2 separate regions of the Homo sapiens genome follow, and region 2 is linked to region 1. Evidence: chromatin loops called from intact Hi-C (ENCODE). Cell type or tissue: dorsolateral prefrontal cortex. All regions are shown on one strand.

Evidence for each region. A loop is a pair of places that touch in the nucleus more often than their neighbours do. Peaks named below come from ENCODE experiments on the same cell type or tissue, not always from the same donor. Only the 100,000 strongest peaks of a DNase experiment are listed, where the experiment ranks them.
Region 2: a loop joins it to region 1, with 6 times the contacts of the local background. A loop is called at or near these places in 39 of 110 quality-filtered maps.

What each region holds. Positions count from the first base shown.
Region 1 is chr17:75,109,524-75,117,523 of GRCh38, reverse strand. ARMC7 (armadillo repeat containing 7) reads right to left here and starts at 7,555. Exons shown (of 3, transcript NM_024585.4): 1 at 7,145-7,555; 2 at 6,918-7,061. The coding sequence starts at 7,235. It also overlaps a transcript of SLC16A5 not described here. RefSeq lists enhancers at 2,454-2,503, 2,544-2,603, 3,045-3,584 and a silencer at 7,485-7,564. In dorsolateral prefrontal cortex, CTCF peaks have their summits at 3,097, 3,296 (motif pointing left), 7,437 and 7,636; DNase peaks (open chromatin) are centred at 3,303, 7,133, 7,633 and 7,893; H3K4me3 peaks cover 3,366 bases; H3K27ac peaks cover 2,656 bases.
Region 2 is chr17:74,960,328-74,968,327 of GRCh38, reverse strand. HID1 (HID1 domain containing) reads left to right here. Exons shown (of 19, transcript NM_030630.3): 2 at 3,696-3,845; 3 at 4,418-4,588; 4 at 5,247-5,363; 5 at 5,988-6,094; 6 at 6,339-6,455. Among named protein-coding and RNA genes, the nearest start is that of HID1-AS1, 6.4 kb to the left of the region's middle. RefSeq lists silencers at 3,306-3,464, 7,320-7,614 and enhancers at 4,529-5,029, 7,541-7,810, 7,821-7,890. In dorsolateral prefrontal cortex, CTCF peaks have their summits at 6,365 and 6,569 (motif pointing left); DNase peaks (open chromatin) are centred at 5,557 and 6,557; H3K4me3 peaks cover 810 bases; H3K27ac peaks cover 5,436 bases.

The DNA.
Region 1 (8,000 bases):
CTCCTGGTGTTGATTTAAAACTTTGTCTGTAACCTCTGCCTCCTGCCTTTGAACACCCTTAACCATAAGCCATCTGGGAATTTGGGTCTTAAGCATGAGCTGCCGGATTCTTCTTGCTTGTCGCCCCACAATAAAGGCCTCACTTTTGGCTGGGCACAGTGGCTCACGCCTGTAATCCCAGCACTTTGGGAGGCCGAGGCGGGCGGATCACCTGAGGTGAGGAGTTCGAGATCAGCCTGGCCAACATGTCGAAACCCCGTCTCTACTAAACATACAAAAATTAGCTGGGTGTGGTGGCGGGTGCTTGTAATCCCAGCTACTCAGGAGGCTGAGGCAGGAGAATTGCTTGAACCAGGTAGGCGGAGGTTGCAGTGAGACGAGATTGCACCATTGCACTCCAACCTGGGCAACGGAGTGAGAATCTGTCTCAAAAAAACCAAAACCAAAAACAAAAACAAAGCCTCACTTTCTCACTGCGATTTTTGTCAGTAATTGGCCTTAGTGTGCAGGGTGAGCGAATCCATTTGTTTGGATAGCATCCAGCTTCCAGCCCTCAGAGAGGAGGCAGAAGTGCTGGGCCAAAGAGCAGACCTCACTCAGAGCTGCCACAGCAAAGCCAGCATGGAAGGGTACCTGTGAGTGTGGTGGCTGCAGGGACAGACGGAAGGAAGCCTGCATTCTCATCCTGGCCTGCGACAGCCAGACGAGGGGCAGCTGTCTGCACCGCAGCTTCCTTATTGATAAAATGAGCAATTTGGAGTAAACTCCTTTCTCGCTTTCGCTCCACAATCCTAGGAATTGGAACTCCTCTAAGGGCAGGAAAAGGGCCAAGGGACTAGCTTGTAGACTCTGACTGCTCTGGGTTTAAGTCTCAGGTCTGGTACTCTTTATTTATTTTGAGACGGAGTTTCACTCTTGTTGCCCAGGCTGGAGTGCAATGGCGTGATCTTGGCTCACCTCAACCTCCACCTCCTCGGTTCAAGCGATTCTCCTGCCTCAGCCTCCTGAGTAGCTGGGATTACAGGCGCGTGCCACCGCACCCAGCTAATTGTATTTTTAGTAGAGATGGGGTTTCTCCATGTTGGTCAGGCTGGTCTCGAACTCCCGACCTCCGGTGATCTGCCCACTTCGGCCTCCCAAAGTGCTGGGATTACAAGCGTCAGCCACCATGCCCGGCCTAGGTCTGGTACTCTTTAAACCTTTGGCCAGCCCACAGAACCTCTCTAAGCCTCAGAGTCCTGATTGGAAAGAAGGCGGTGTAAGCACATCTACTTTAGTACTATGTCCAATGCACAAGATGCAAGCGCCTGGCATGCAGTGGGTGCTCCCCAAGTGTGAGCTAATGCCATCCGTGATGGGGGCACAACAGCACCGGGCCTGCAGCCAGGCTCTCCCCACCTGACATTGCCTGGGCACCCTCTGGGAGGCTGAGGATCGGTGTTCCTGTCATTCCGTGATGTTTTTCCAGAAGGTAAGAATTCCTGGAGCAGATGAGTGATTCCCTTGATAGGACGTTATCCCATCCCGCACCTCACCTCTCTGGGACAAGGGGCGACAGCTCACCCTCAAAGGGTTTTGGGTATTTGTCTTTGGATGGCAACCAAGGGAATCCTATCTATGGCTGCAGACACTAACCCTAAAAGAGCACTGTGGTGTTTCATTTAATTCTCTCAACTGATGTGAAGCAGCTACTGGCACTGTCCCCATCTGACAGATGATTGGAGGAGAGAGAGCCCACACCCAGATGCCTGCCTGACCCCAGGGCCCAGCTCTCATCCAACTCACTGTGCTGCCTGCCAACAAGCAGATACTTGTTTTGTTTGTTTTTGTAGGGACAGGGTTTTGCTATGTTGCCCAGGCTGCTCTTGACCTCCTGGGGGCTCAAGCAATCCTCTTGCTTCAGCCTCCCAGAATGCTGGGATTACAGGTATGAACCACCCTGCTCAACCAAGCAGACAATGGTTTTGGTTCCTTTTTTTTTTTATGGAGACAGAGTCTTGCTCTGTCACCCAGGCTGGAGTGCAGTGGCGTGATCTTGGCTCACTGCAACCTCTGTCTCCTGGTTCAAGCAACTCTTCTGCCTCAGCCTCCGAGTAGCTGGGACTACAGGTGTGCGCCACCACACCCAACTAATTTTTGTATTTTTAGTAGAGACGGGGTTTTGCCATGTTGGCCAGGCTGGTCTCGAACTCCTGACCTCAAGTGATCCACCCCCCTCGGCCTCCCAAATGGGATTACAGGTGTGAGCCACCATACCCAGCTTGGTTTTGGTTCTGCGAGCCACAGCCATGGGCAATCTGACTCAGCTCTCCACTGTGCCAGTCCTTCCAGAACCAACCCTGCTCAGGGGTGTTGCACCAAGTCATGGCCAGGACTCCACACCTATTAAGTGAAGATCTCCTGCCTTTTCTTCCCCTTCTTTCCTCCTCCCTAGGCCAAAAGGCCTAAGCACTCAAACCATGCAGACAGAAGTAAGGCTGGCTCTGGCTCAGGGAGATCACAATCTCAGGGCTGCCACATCGGATAAAAGACTCAAAGCTCCAAAGCGCAGCACAGAGCCTTCTCCAGAAACAGCAGAATAAGTGCCTGTCGGGGATCCCCAAGCAGAGACACTAAGAGAAAGGGAAACGACGGCAGTAAGAAAATACGCGGGGGCTCTCCTTCTCAGTCATGCATAATAAACACAAGAGAAATTTCGAGAAATTTCATTTGCATGTTGAAATTTCATTGCAACATGGTCCCACGGAGGGATTCGACGCTGAGAAAGCTACTGTGCTTGGGGCGGGGGGGTCTTGCTGTGGCAGAAGAAGGAAGAGAAAAAAAGGAGGAAAAAAATGGTTGGGAAAAGTAAAGCTGGTGATAATGATCCTAACAATTCTAAAATACCTGCACAGAGACACAGATGCACAGACACACTTCTGCTCCCACAACTGCTTGCGACGCAGGCAAGGCGGGAGAGGAAACCACGCTCGGAGAAGGGACGGGACTCAGCTTCTAGGAATCAGCTGAGAAGTGGAGACGCTGGGACCGCGGACTCCAGGACCCGGGCTCAGTCACCCACGCCGGGAAGCTGCCCAGGATGGCAAGAACCCAGCCCAGGCCCACGCCGCCCCCATAGCTCAGTGGACCCGGACCTCAGGGTGCCCCTGTCCTGGGAAAGTTGCTTCCTGACCCTGAGGAAACGCCAGCAGGAAAGACTCCACTTGGTAAACACTTTTGGTGGGGACTGCTCTGTGACTTCCGCCAATTTTTCTCCAGGGGCAGCAGCTTGATTTGGAGGAGCTCTATCGCCCCCTGGTGGAGATTTAGCCACATGCTTCTGCAGGGGCCACCGTCACCGTTCAGACTGCAGCAGCTGTGGGGGCAGAGGCACGAAAAGGGACGGGACGGAGGACGTTTTAGAGACCAACTTTTTAGAATATTTGTTTGGCATAATAATCTTCTAGAGGAGCTGGCATCACTCGGGGACCTGGGCAACTGGGGCTCCTGCCCTGGCTTGGCTTTAGCAGGCCCCACTCTGGTCCTCTGTGGGGCAGTAAGTCCAGGGAGCTCACCCAAAGCCCACAGCCGTCCTTCCCCTGCACCTGGAGCTCCAGGCCCTAAACCTGCTCCCACGGCTGCATGGGCCTCTCTCTTGGATCCTGACTCCCAGGAGTGAATGCCACTGTTGGTGTGTGCACTTCCAAACCCAGGGAGTGGCCAAGGGGCAGCTGTCTGTGGGGGTGTGAATCCGCACACACATGTGCTGGAGCCCCCTCATGGAGAGAAGACCCTCATTTGTAGTCTGGCCCCAGGAATCTCCTCTCCTCTTTAGAGGAGACCTGGATGGTCTTTGAAAAATTTGAATCACACTTATCATAATGTATTTTTGCCGGGCGCGGTGGCTCACGCCTGTAATCCCAGCACTTTGGGAGGCCGAGGCGGGCAGATCACGAGGTCAGGAGATTGAGCCCATCCTGGCTAACACGGTGAAACCCCGTCTCTACTAAAAGTACAAAAAATTAGCCGGGCCTGGTGGGGGGGCGCCTGTAATCCCAGCTACTTGGGAGGCTGAGGCAGGAGAATGGCGTGAACCCGGGAGGCGGAGCTTGCAGTGAGCCGAGATCGCGCCACTGCACTCCAGCCTGGGCGACAGAGCAAGACTCCATCTCAAAAAAAAAAATAAATAAATAAAAAGTATTTTTAAAAATGTGTTAGTTGGGCCAGGTGTGGTGGCTCACGACTGTAACCCCAGCACTTTGGGAGGCTGAGGCGGGCGGATCACCTGAGGTCAGGAGTTTGAGACCAGCCTGGCCAACACGGTGAAACCCCGTCTCTACTAAAAACACAAAAATTAGCCGGGCGTGGTGGCGGGCGCCTATAATCCCATACCCGGGAGGCTGAAGCAGGAGAACTGTCTGAACCCAGGAGGCAGAGGTTGCAGTGAGCTGAGATTGCACCACCGCATTCCAGCCTGGGCGACAGAGCAAGACTCCATCTCAAAAAATAAAATAAAATAAAATAAAATAAAATAAAAAATGTGTTATTTGATCCTATCAAGACATTCAACCCAATTTCTGGATTATAGGAAATAAAGGGGATAAAGAAACCACAAAGAGGCAATGAGACAAACCGGAAGGGGGAACATTTGCATTCCTGGTTGGGGCCTTCGAGAATCAGTGTTATGAAATGAGGGTCTGTTTAGGGTTACAAGGGATTTATTTCTTGGGGCCAGGAGTTCGAGACCAGTCTGGGCAACACAGTGAGATCCTGTCACAACAAAAAATTAAAAAAAAAAAAAATTAGCTGGGCATGGTGGTGCACACCTGTAGTCACAGCTACTCGGGAGGCTAAGGCAGGAAGACTGCTTGAGCCCAGGAGTTCAAGTTTATGGTGAGCTATGATCACACCACTGCACTCCAGCCTAAGTGACAGAGTGAGACCCTATCTCAAAAAAAAAAAAAAAAAAAAGAAAAAGAGAATAAAAAGAGAGATTTAAGATAATTTATGTAGTGACTTCCTTCCAATGGGTATCATACGTAAAGAGGGGAAAGAAAGAGTAATTTTACAGTGGAGAAGCCTGACAAGACTTCAGCCAGGTGACTACGCGCGTGTTGGCCAGGCTGCAGTGCAGTGGCTATTCACAGGTGCAATCGTGCAATCACAGCACACGACAGCCTCAAATTCCTGGGCTCAAGCGATCCTCTTGAGTATCTGGGACTACAGGTGGGCACTGCATTGCTTGAAAAAGGAATTTTTGTTTGTTCTCAAAATTTTGTTTGCTTCAAACTATTTCCCACGGCCTAGATCTAAACTCCTGCAAGCTCTGGTGCCACTGAACTCTCTAAACTCTTTTTGTGCCATTCTCCACTTCACTGCAACGATCCTCCCACATCAGCCTTCCGTCTGGCTCCTTCCTGTTTTAAGGCCTTTGCCCATGCTGTGTCCCGGCTAAAATGCCTTTCTCATGATGGCCAAAACTGAAGTAACCCCCACCTTCCACTGCTGTCTCTCATCACCCCATTTACTTCCTTCTGAGCATCATCTTTTTTGTTTGCTAACCACCTGTCCCCCCTACTAGAATGTAAGCTCCTGAGGGGCAAAGACCTTTCCCTAAGCTGTTCACCATACTCCAGCATTTAGAGCAGTAGCTTGCATATACGGTACACGCGCAATAAATATCTACCCAGTGAATAACTCAATAGGTCTTAAGATCATAACAACTACAGAAGCCATAAGTTACAGACTGCAAGCCATCTCTGCTTCTCTTGATATGAAAACACTAAATATGAGTTATTTTTGTTTTTGAGACAGATTCTCGTTTTGTCACCCAGGCTGGAGTACAGTGGCCCAATCCCAGCTCACTGCAGCCTTGACCTCCCAGGCTTAAGCAATCCTCCCACCTCAGCCTCCTGAGTAGCTGGGACACCACGCCAGACTAATTTTTTTTTTTTTTTTTTTAAAGCAGAGATGGGGTTTTGTCATGTTGCCCAGGCTGGTCTTGAACTCCGGAACTCAAGTGATCTCCCTGCTTCGGCCTCACAAAGTGCTGAGATTAAAGGTGTGAGCCACCTCACCCGCCTGAAATTGCTTTTTTTTTTGAGACAGAGTCTCACTGTTGCCCAGGCTGGGGTGCGGTGGTGCCATCTTGGCTCACTACAACCTCTGCCTACCGGGTTCAAGCGATTCTCCTGCCTCAGCCTCCCAAGTAGCTGGGATTACAGGCGCCCACCACCATGCCCGGCTAATTTTTGTATTTTTAGTTAGAGATGGGGTTTCACCATGTTGGCCAGGCTGATCTTGAACTCCTGACCTCAGGTGATCCGCCCACCTCAGCCTCCCAAAGTGCTGGTGCTGGTATTACAGGTGTGTGCCACCGCGCCCGGCTACAAAACTGCTCTTTTTAAAACATATTTTTTTGAGACATGGTCTCACTCTGTCGCCCAGGCTGGAGTGCAGTAGCACAATCTCAGCTCACTTCGGCCTCTGCCTCCCAGACTCAAGCAATACCTCCTGCTTCAGTCTCCAGAGTAGCTGGGCCTACAGGTGCACACCACTGTGTGCGGCTTTTTTTTTTTTTTTTTTTTTTTTGAGACGGGGTCTCACTCTTGTCCCCGAGGCTGTGGTGCAGTGGCACGATCTCAGCTCACTGCAACATTTGCCTCCTGGGTTCAAGCTTCTCCTGCCTCAGGCTCACTAGTAGCTGGGATTACAGGCACTCTCCACCACGTCTAGCTAATTTTTGTACGAGACGGGGTTTCGCCATGTGGGCCAGGCTGGTCTCGAACTCATGACCTCAGGTGATCCGCCCGCCTTAGCTTCCCAAACTGCTGGGATTACAGGTGTGAGCCACCACGCCCGGCCCCAAGGACTCACTTCTAATTCACTTATCTCACCCTGGCCCATTTAGGCATCTAGGGAACGGGCCCCGCCCTTACCAATAGCAAACTCCACCAGGGTCTCATTCTCCTCCGACAGCGAATCGAGAAATAAATCCAGGACCTGCAGCTGCCGCAGATACTCGTAGTTGCTGGGGTCATAAGCGAAGTTGGCGAGGTTGGCGAGGACTTGCTCCTTGGCGTCTGCAACGGGAAAGCGGCACTGAAGCCAGGTCCGGGCGGCGGTCACAGCGGACCCTGCCACCTGATCCCACCGTGGCTCTCACCTTGGCTTTGGGTCTCCTGGAATTCCGTGACCAGCGCCTGCAGGTATCCCAGCCGCCCGACGTGGGGGTCCACCTTCGGCTTCTGGGCCATGGCCGCGGTGACGGAGGACCCCCAGGGACGGGCGGGAGGGTGGGAAAGGTGCAGGGGGAAAGCCGAGCGAGACCCTCACCCGCTCTCCACCTGTCTGGAGAGGGAAGAGGGGGTCGGCAAATGGGTTTCTTTCCTGGGTTCAGATTCTGCAGTAATTTGCAGCTGGAAATGGGATATGGGAGATGGGACGGGGTCTCAGAATCCTGTAGGAGTTGCGTTTGAAAATCGAAATTGGGGCGCGGGAGACAGGGAACCGTCTACTGGTTGGGGCTCGCGGAGGGGGCACTGGCGCACCGTCCCCGGCTCCTGGGCTCGGTTCCGGGCTCCCGGCGGAAGCCGCGCTGTCCCTACCCCCGAAGGGGCGGGGCCGTCGCCGAACTCCTTGGCGCGCGTGCGCGGCGCGCTTCTGGTTTTCTGGATGCCGAAGCTCTTTAGCCTGTGCTGGAACCAGCGGCGAGCGGCTTCGCTGAGGCAGGTGCAGGCGTGGGTGGGTGTACTGCGAGGAGCAGCCTGGCCTCCCGTATCCCATGTCCAGATGCAAATTACTGCAAAATCTGAACGCAAGAAAGAAACCCACTTGCCGCCCCCGCCAACAGATGGGCGAGTGAGGGCCTCGCTCGGCTTTCCCGCCCCACCTTTCCCACTCTCCCGCCGGTCCCCCGGGGTCCTCCGCCGTCCCGACATGGCCCAGAAGCCGAAAATGAGACACCCATGTCGGGTGGCTGGAATTCCGCCAGGAGCAACTCAGGAGCGCAGCAGAGTCTG
Region 2 (8,000 bases), 150 kb after region 1:
GGAACAAATATTGGCTGAATATCTGCCATATGCCTTACTGGCAAGGTCAGGGACTGATGGGGCTTCAAGGCACGTGCACCCAGACTGTGGAGGCAGGAACAACGCAGGGTGGGGGTGGGGTGGGGCCGGAGGTTCCCAGGTGGGAGCAAGCAAGCCTGGGGCTCTGGGAGGCTTCTTAGAAGAAGTAGCTTCAGAGACCAGAATTATTATTATTAAATATTTAGAGACAGGGTCTCACTCAGTCATGCACGCTGGAGTACAGTGGCACAATCACAGCTCACTGCAGCCTTGAACTCCTGGGCTCAAGTGATCTTCCTGCCTCAGCCTCCTGAGTGGCTGGGACTACAGGTGCGTGCCACTACACGTGGCTAATTTTTTCTTTTTTTTTTTGTAGAGATAGTCTCACTATGTTACCCAGGCTGGTCTTCAACTTCTGGGCTCAAGTGATCCTCCTGCTTCAGCCTCCCAAAGCTCTGGGATTACAGGTGTGAACCACTCTGTCACCGAGGCTGAAGTGCCATGGTACGATCCTGGTTCACTGCAGCTTCCTGGGCTTAGGCAGTCCTCCCACCTCAGCCTCCCAAGTAGCTGAGATGACAGGTGTGTGCCACCATGCCCAGCTAATTTTTTTGATTTTTTTTGTAGAGATGGTATTTCGTCATGTTGTTCAGGCTGGTCTCAAACTCCTGGGCTCAAGCAATCCATCTGCCTCAGCCTCCCAAAGTGTTGGGATCACAGGTGTGAGCCACTGTGCCCAGCCATTATTATTATTATATTTTTTATTTTTTTGAGACGGAGTCTCACTCTGTCGCCCAGGCTGGAGTGCAGTGGTGCGATCTTGGCTCACTGCAACCTCCGCCTCCTGGGTTCAAGTGATTCTCCTGCCTCAGCCTCCCCCAGTAGCTGGGATTACAGGCATGTGCCACCATGCCTGGCTAATTTTTGTATTTTTAGTAAAGAGGGGTTTCACCATATTGGCCAGGCTGGTCTCAAACTCCTGACCTCGTGAGCCACCCACCTCAGCCTCCCAAAGTGCTGGAATTACAGGCGTGAGCCACCGCGCCTGGCCTATTATTATTATTATTATTTTTGAAATGGAGTCTCACTCTGTCACCCAGGCTGGAGTGTAGTGGCACGATCTTGGCTCACTGCAACCTTCAACTCCCGAGTTCAAGCGATTTCTGCCTCAGCCTCCTGAGTAGCTGGGACTACAGGCATGCACCACCACACCCAGCTAATTTTTGTATTTTTAGTAGAGACGGGGTTTCACCACATTGGCCAGGGTGGTCTCGAACTCCTGACCTTGTGATCCATCTGCCTTGGCCTCCCTAACTGCTGGGATTACAGGTGTGAGCCACCTCACCTGGCCATTATTACTTTTTTGAGACAGAGTCTTGCTCTGTTGCCCAGGCTTGAGTGCAGTGGTGCCATCACAGCTTACTGCAGCCTTGACCTTCTGGGCTTATGGGATCCTCCCACCTTAGCCTCCTTAGAGGTTGGGCAGGCCCACCTGGTGAATTTGTTTTTATTTTTTGTAGAGATAGGGTCTCTACAAAAGCCATGTTGCCCAGGCTGGTCTTGAACTCCTGGGCTCAAGCAATTCTCCCACCTTGGCCTCCCAAAGTGCTGGGATTACAGACATGAGCCACCACGCCCGGCCCCAGAATTATTTTTAAATAAGATATATATTTTTTTCTGATGATAAGAGTAACATGTATGAAGTGCAGGCTTGTGGTGGTAGCAGGGACCTCAGGTTTTATTGGCTGTAGGATTTCAGAGAAGGAAAAAAGCTGTGTTGGAGAAAGCAGGAAGGTGTCTTGCAGGAAGTGACACTCAGAAGGAGCCATAAAGGGATGGGCCCGAGGAGGTGCGCGTGCCTTGGACACTCTGGTCCCTTAACAGATGAACATTCAAAAGGAAAAAAATAGTAACATGTGCTCTTACAGAAAAACATAAAGAAAAATATAAAACCACCCAGAGAGAGAGTTGCTACTAACATTCTGGTTCATTTTCTTCTAGTCTTTTTTTTTTTTTTTTTTTTTTTGAGACAGAGTCTTGCTCTGTCACCCAGGCTGGAATGCAGTGGCGCGATCTCGGCTCACTGCGACCTCTGCCTCCTGGGTTCAAGCAATTCTCTGCCTCAGCCTCCTGAGTAGCTGGGATTACAGGCACCCGTCACCATGCCCAGCTAATTTTAGTGTTTTTAGTAGAGACGGGGTTTCACCATCTTGGCCAGGCTGGTCTTGAACTCCTGACCTTGTGATCCACCCGCCTCAGTCTCCCAAAGTGTTGGGATTACAGGCGTGAGCCACCTCACCCAGCCTCTTCTAGTCTTTTATTCATGTATAATTTAACATGAATTGTGAGCATCCTAGACGAAGTTTTATATCTTGTGTACTTTTTTTTTTTTGAGATGGGGTTTTGCTCTTGTTGCCCAGGCTGGAGTGCAGTGGCATGATCTTGGCTCACTGCAACCTCTGCCTCCTGGGTTCAAGTGATTCTCCAGCCTCAGCTTCCCGAGTAGCTGGGATTACAGGCGCCTGCCACCACGCCTGGCTAATTTTTGTATTTTTAGTAGAGACAGAGTTTCACCATGTTGGCCAGGCTGGTCTCGAACTCCTGATCAGGTGATCCACCCACCTCAGCCTCCCAAAGTGCTGGGATTACAGGCATGAGCCACTGTGCCTGGCTGGGCATGTGTGTTTTTAAGGCCTGTTGCCTCCGTGGGAATGGATTTTGGAATGCATTGTTGTGGGGAAAAGGGGAAGGGGGAAGAGAGAACAGCTTGGGTGAAGGTCAAGAGAAGAGATGGCAGGGTGGAGTCCTGGAGTAGTAAATGCAGGTGTATGTGTGTATGACACGTGTGTACGCATGTGTGTCTGTGTGCACGTGTGTAAGGCATGTTTCTGTGAGATCTTGGCTGAGTGCTGGGCTGAGGTTTGGACTTGTCCCAGCAGGCAGTGGGGAGCCCCTGAAGGGCTCTGGGTGAGGAAGCAGTGCCTGTGGCAGCGGTGCCGTGGTGCATGCAGGATGCCACCTCGGTGCATGCGTTGGCAGCAGCATAGAGGCAGGGTTGAAAGAGGTGGATTTGAAGTTGGCAGCCCTGGCAAGGGCAGCCTGAGCTGCAGCGCTGGAGGTGGGCGCTGAGAGGGGCGTGTTGGGGTCAGAGAGCCACAGAGGTGAATTCACCAGATGTGGCAGCTGTTTTGGGTGTGCTGTGAGAGGGCAGAGCCGGAGGCCTGTGGCGGGCATCCTGGGTGACTGGAAACGGAGTACAAGTCACCTTTGTCTTCTTCCCATGGAGAGAGGGCATGGTCTTGACCTGGATCCCTGAGCATTTGACCTAATGGTGTGGCCTGGGGCTGTGCCCAGGTGGGGAGGTCAGCCTGCTTTGCCAGGGGAGGATGGTGACTTAACCAGGGTCACACACCTCCTCAGGGGTGGCGTTGGGCTTTGGCTGACTCTGTGCCTAGCTGACCCCTGACCATGCATGCCTGGTGTCTCCAGCCTGACTGTGCTGTCCAGGGGTTGTGGTGGCTGAAGTATGTCCCCCACCCATGTGGGATGGCTCTGGGACCCCAGCAGGTAGGGGGACTCTGGCTTCCCTCTCAGGGTCTCTCCTGGCCACAAGTTGGGCAAAGTGTAGGCCCTCTGGCCAGGAGTTGTGTAACTCTGGACCCTTGGTCCCCCCACAGCCCGTGGAAGCCACCGATGATGCCTTTTGGGACCAGTTCTGGGCAGACACAGCCACCTCGGTGCAGGATGTGTTTGCACTGGTGCCGGCAGCAGAGATCCGGGCCGTGCGGGAAGAGTCACCCTCCAACTTGGCCACCCTGTGCTACAAGGTGAGGGCTGCCCAGTCCCTCCTGCTACTCTTCCACCCTCCCAGCCCACAGCAGGAGAAGGCAGGCGCATCCAGGGCCTCCCGCCCCACAGGGGCAGGCAGCCCTGTGGCCTCACTCAGCTCTTCCACTTCTCTGTGGTTCTCTTTGCTGGGCGTTGGGACCACGGCAGCCGTCATTTATGGGGGAGTCCTCCAGGCCACATCTGACTGAGCACCTTCCACAGATCAGTTCATTTAGCTCCCTCTGTGGGGTGGGTACTGCCAGGGTCGCCAGTTTACAGATAGGGAAACTGAGGCTGGGAGACTCACTTAGCAAGGCCTCAGCCATCCAGTGGCTAGCTGGGCCCTGGCTGTCCTGATGCTCCAAGCTGCTCTGGCCTGTGTCCCAGTCCCCCAAGGCTGGCCGACCCCAACTCCAGGTGGCTCCTCTGCCTGTGGCCCCACTGTCTCTCCTCTGCAGCCTGGGTGCCCCCCCTGACCCTCCTCTGCAGCCTGGGTGCCCACCCTGACCCCAAGTGCCAGGGTCCTTTCCCCACCTTCCAGCCTGCCCTCTGCTCCTGCCTGCCCCCACAGGCCGTTGAGAAGCTGGTGCAGGGAGCTGAGAGTGGCTGCCACTCGGAGAAGGAGAAGCAGATCGTCCTGAACTGCAGCCGGCTGCTCACCCGCGTGCTGCCCTACATCTTTGAGGACCCCGACTGGAGGGGCTTCTTCTGGTCCACAGTGCCCGGGGCAGGGCGAGGAGGGGTCTGTGGGCCTGGCCAGGGCTGGGTGGGAGGCAGAGTTGGCGTCACAGGGAGAGCGCCCTTTAGGGCCGGCCATGCTCCTCCAAGCCTCTTCTGGGATTTGGGAAGTACAGGGGTGGGGCCAGTGGGTGCTGCTGAGGGATGGTGTTCAATGCCACCTCCTTGGGCCCTCAGTTCCCCTCCCATGGGGGTTTCTGTGCCCACAGTCTGGAGGAAGTAGGGTATGGAGAGAAGCTGAGAGCCAGGGGTCACTGGGCAGAGGTGGAGGCAGAGGAGCTGGGCCCTCTGAGGGCCGGAGAGGGACCACACTGTCCTCTCTCCCCCACACCACCTGCCCTGGGTTTATGTCCAGGTGAGGTGCTGAGGGATGCAACACAGTGATTCCTAGCAGGGCTGAGACTCTTGATGTTGGGGTCACCGCCCGGCCCCCTCCAGTCAGTAGGGGAGGTTCCCTCGCTGTTCCCGGCCCGGCTCCCTGCTGTGCCCCACTTCTGCCTTGGGAGGTTTGGGGCAACCAGGAGTCCACTTCCTGTCCCTTCATTCCTCTGCCCATGGGTGCCCGCCTGGGCTCAGCCCCTGTCCTCCACCACCCCCAAGCCCTGGGCCACCTCTTCCTGGCCAGCTATCACTGAGGCAGCCTGTGGGTGCTGTGTCCCCAGCAGGGAGAAGAGGATGATGAGCATGCCAGGCCCCTGGCCGAGTCCCTGCTCCTGGCCATTGCTGACCTGCTCTTCTGCCCGGACTTCACGGTTCAGAGCCACCGGAGGAGCACTGTGGTGAGTGTCCCCCAGCCCCCCACCCCCAGGCGGAGTAGGCTCTGGTCCTGGGTTGGGGCCGGGCCAGTTGAAGTTCCCTTGGGCGGATTGCACTGGGGGCCGGGGGGCTCCAGGAGAGCTGAGCTGCCTGGCACATGTAGGCCTGGGTGGCAGCTGGTACAGCTGAGGGAAGCCAGCTGGGGCTGGCCCTGCCCGCTGCGTTCGGATGGCTGGGCACAGACACCCATTGTCTTTGCTTGCCCAGGGGTGTGGGGCTCAGACACAGGAGGGCTGGCCCTCTTGCTTCCTGTGGTGGCATGGACTTCACCTTGAGTCTTCTCTGCCCACCCCCAAACCCGGGGCACCCAATCCCCTGCCCCTCCCTCCCTTTCTCCCTGTCCCAAACTGGACTGAGCAAGTGAAAGAACCAGTCTGAGATGGAAGAAAAATGAGCTTTCAAGAGGCCTAAGAATATTCACTCCTGCTCTTGTGCATGAGGGCCAGGCCATTTTGAGGACCTGTCTTTAGGAGAACTGGCGGTCTCTGCCCCTGGGACTGTGTGAGGCTCGAGGTGGCCAGGTTCTGACCCAGGCTGCTGTTCACCTCTCGACCCCCTAACCCGGCTTCTTCCTGGCCTGTCCCCAGGACTCGGCAGAGGACGTCCACTCCCTGGACAGCTGTGAATACATCTGGGAGGCTGGTGTGGGCTTCGCTCACTCCCCCCAGCCTAACTACATCCACGATATGAACCGGTGAGCTTCGCCCAGGCCCGGAGCCCTCAATGCAGCTGGACCCCGGGCCGGGCCCCCGCACAGCTCAGAAAGCCCATGGGGTCTTCCCAGAAGACCGTCCTCACCTATGACCCGACCTTGACCTTACAGGGGTCAACGGGAGTAACTTCCTTCCATGGACCTGGGCTGGGGCGCTGGGCTGGGTGGGCAGAACCTCCAAGAGGGGACTGGGATCCTAAGGTGCCCTCCCCCTTCCTCCTACAAGGATGGAGCTGCTGAAACTGCTGCTGACATGCTTCTCCGAGGCCATGTACCTGCCCCCAGCTCCGGAAAGTGGCAGCACCAACCCATGGGTTCAGTTCTTTTGTTCCACGGAGAACAGGTGAAGGGCCCTTGGCCTTTCTGCGCTCTCTTCCCTCTTATTCCAGGCAATCCAGAGCTGAGTCCATTCGCCAGCTCTGGGTCTCGTTTGAGGGGAGGTGCTGCCCCCTGGTGGTGATGAACTTTAACTTACCAGCCACACCTCACACTAGCCCCGTCTCTCCTTGGAGTCCTCGACAGGACAGAATCTGGGGGCCCCTCAGTAATCCGTCCCTGGGTCCTCCATCAAGAGCCGCCTGTCCAGTAGAAATAGAATGCAAACCACGAGTGCAATTTTAAAATTAAAAAAGTTAAAAAGTAAAATTGGGCCAGGCGCGGTGGCTCACACCTGTAATCCCAGCACTTTGGGAGGCCAACGTGGGCAGATTACCTGAGGTCAGGAGTTTCAGACCAGCCTGGCCAACATGGTGAAACCGTATCTCTACTAAAAATACAAAAATTAGCCAGGCTTGGTGGCGGGTGCCTGTAATCCCAGCTACTCGGGAGGCTGAGGCACGAGAATCGCTTGAACCCGGGAGGCGGAGGTTGCAGTGAGCCGAGATTGCGCCACTGCGCTCCAGCCTGGGTGACAGAGTGAGACTCTGTTTCCAAAAAAAAAAATAAATAAATACAATAATTAATAATATATTTCATATAACCCAATATACCCCAAACTTTAGCATTTAACATGGAATCAGTATACAACATTACTGAGCTGTTTGACATCCCCCTTTTCATACTAAGTTTTCAAAATCCAGTGTGTATTTGTCTTGGTTCCGATCAGCCACATTCCAAGGGCTCGACAGCTCCTTGTGGCTTGAGGCTGCTGTGTGGGACTCTGCAGCTTAGAGACCGGGTCGGGGAGTGTGTGACAAATACCTCGAAGGGCAGGGAGGCCCAGCCCACATGGGGCACTCATGGACTGTGGGGGACACGTGAGCACGGGGTGGGGGGAGGGTGTCACACGTGCCACGTGGCAGAGTTGAGTATTTGAGCAGGTAGCTCCCACTGGGAGCTGTGTTGGCTGCATAGGGTCTGTGCCCGGCAGGTGGCGGTCGACCTCCGCCTTCCAGACTCTGGTCCCTACATGACACGCCTTATTCTTCAGGTTTCCTAGCCTTCTGTTCAACCTTCCACCCTACTCCAGAAGAGAAGGGAGCCAGGCGACCCCCTCCACCAGCCACAGTCCGAGGCTGGCCAGAGTTTTCTTTCTCACCAGCCTTATCAGGCAAACTGCCACCCTTTGTCCCTCACTTAACCTCTCTGGGTCTCAGCTTCCTCATCTGTAAGCTGAGCAGCTTGAACCCTGACATCTCTTGAGTCTGAGTGGAGTCATTCTGTGGCTTGGGAGCTGGTTGGCTGAGCGTGGGCTCTGCTCCCTGAGGGGAAGCCCACCTTCTCCACAGGCCTCCATTCCCATCTCTGAGGACCCAAGGGAGGGTATCTGCCCCTTAAGACCCTAAGGGGTATGAATGTGTCCTAATCATGGCTCTGGGCTTCCCACACCCACTCTTTCCAAGCCACTCCCTGACGTGGTGCTAAAATGCTTGTTGAATGAGGCTGACCT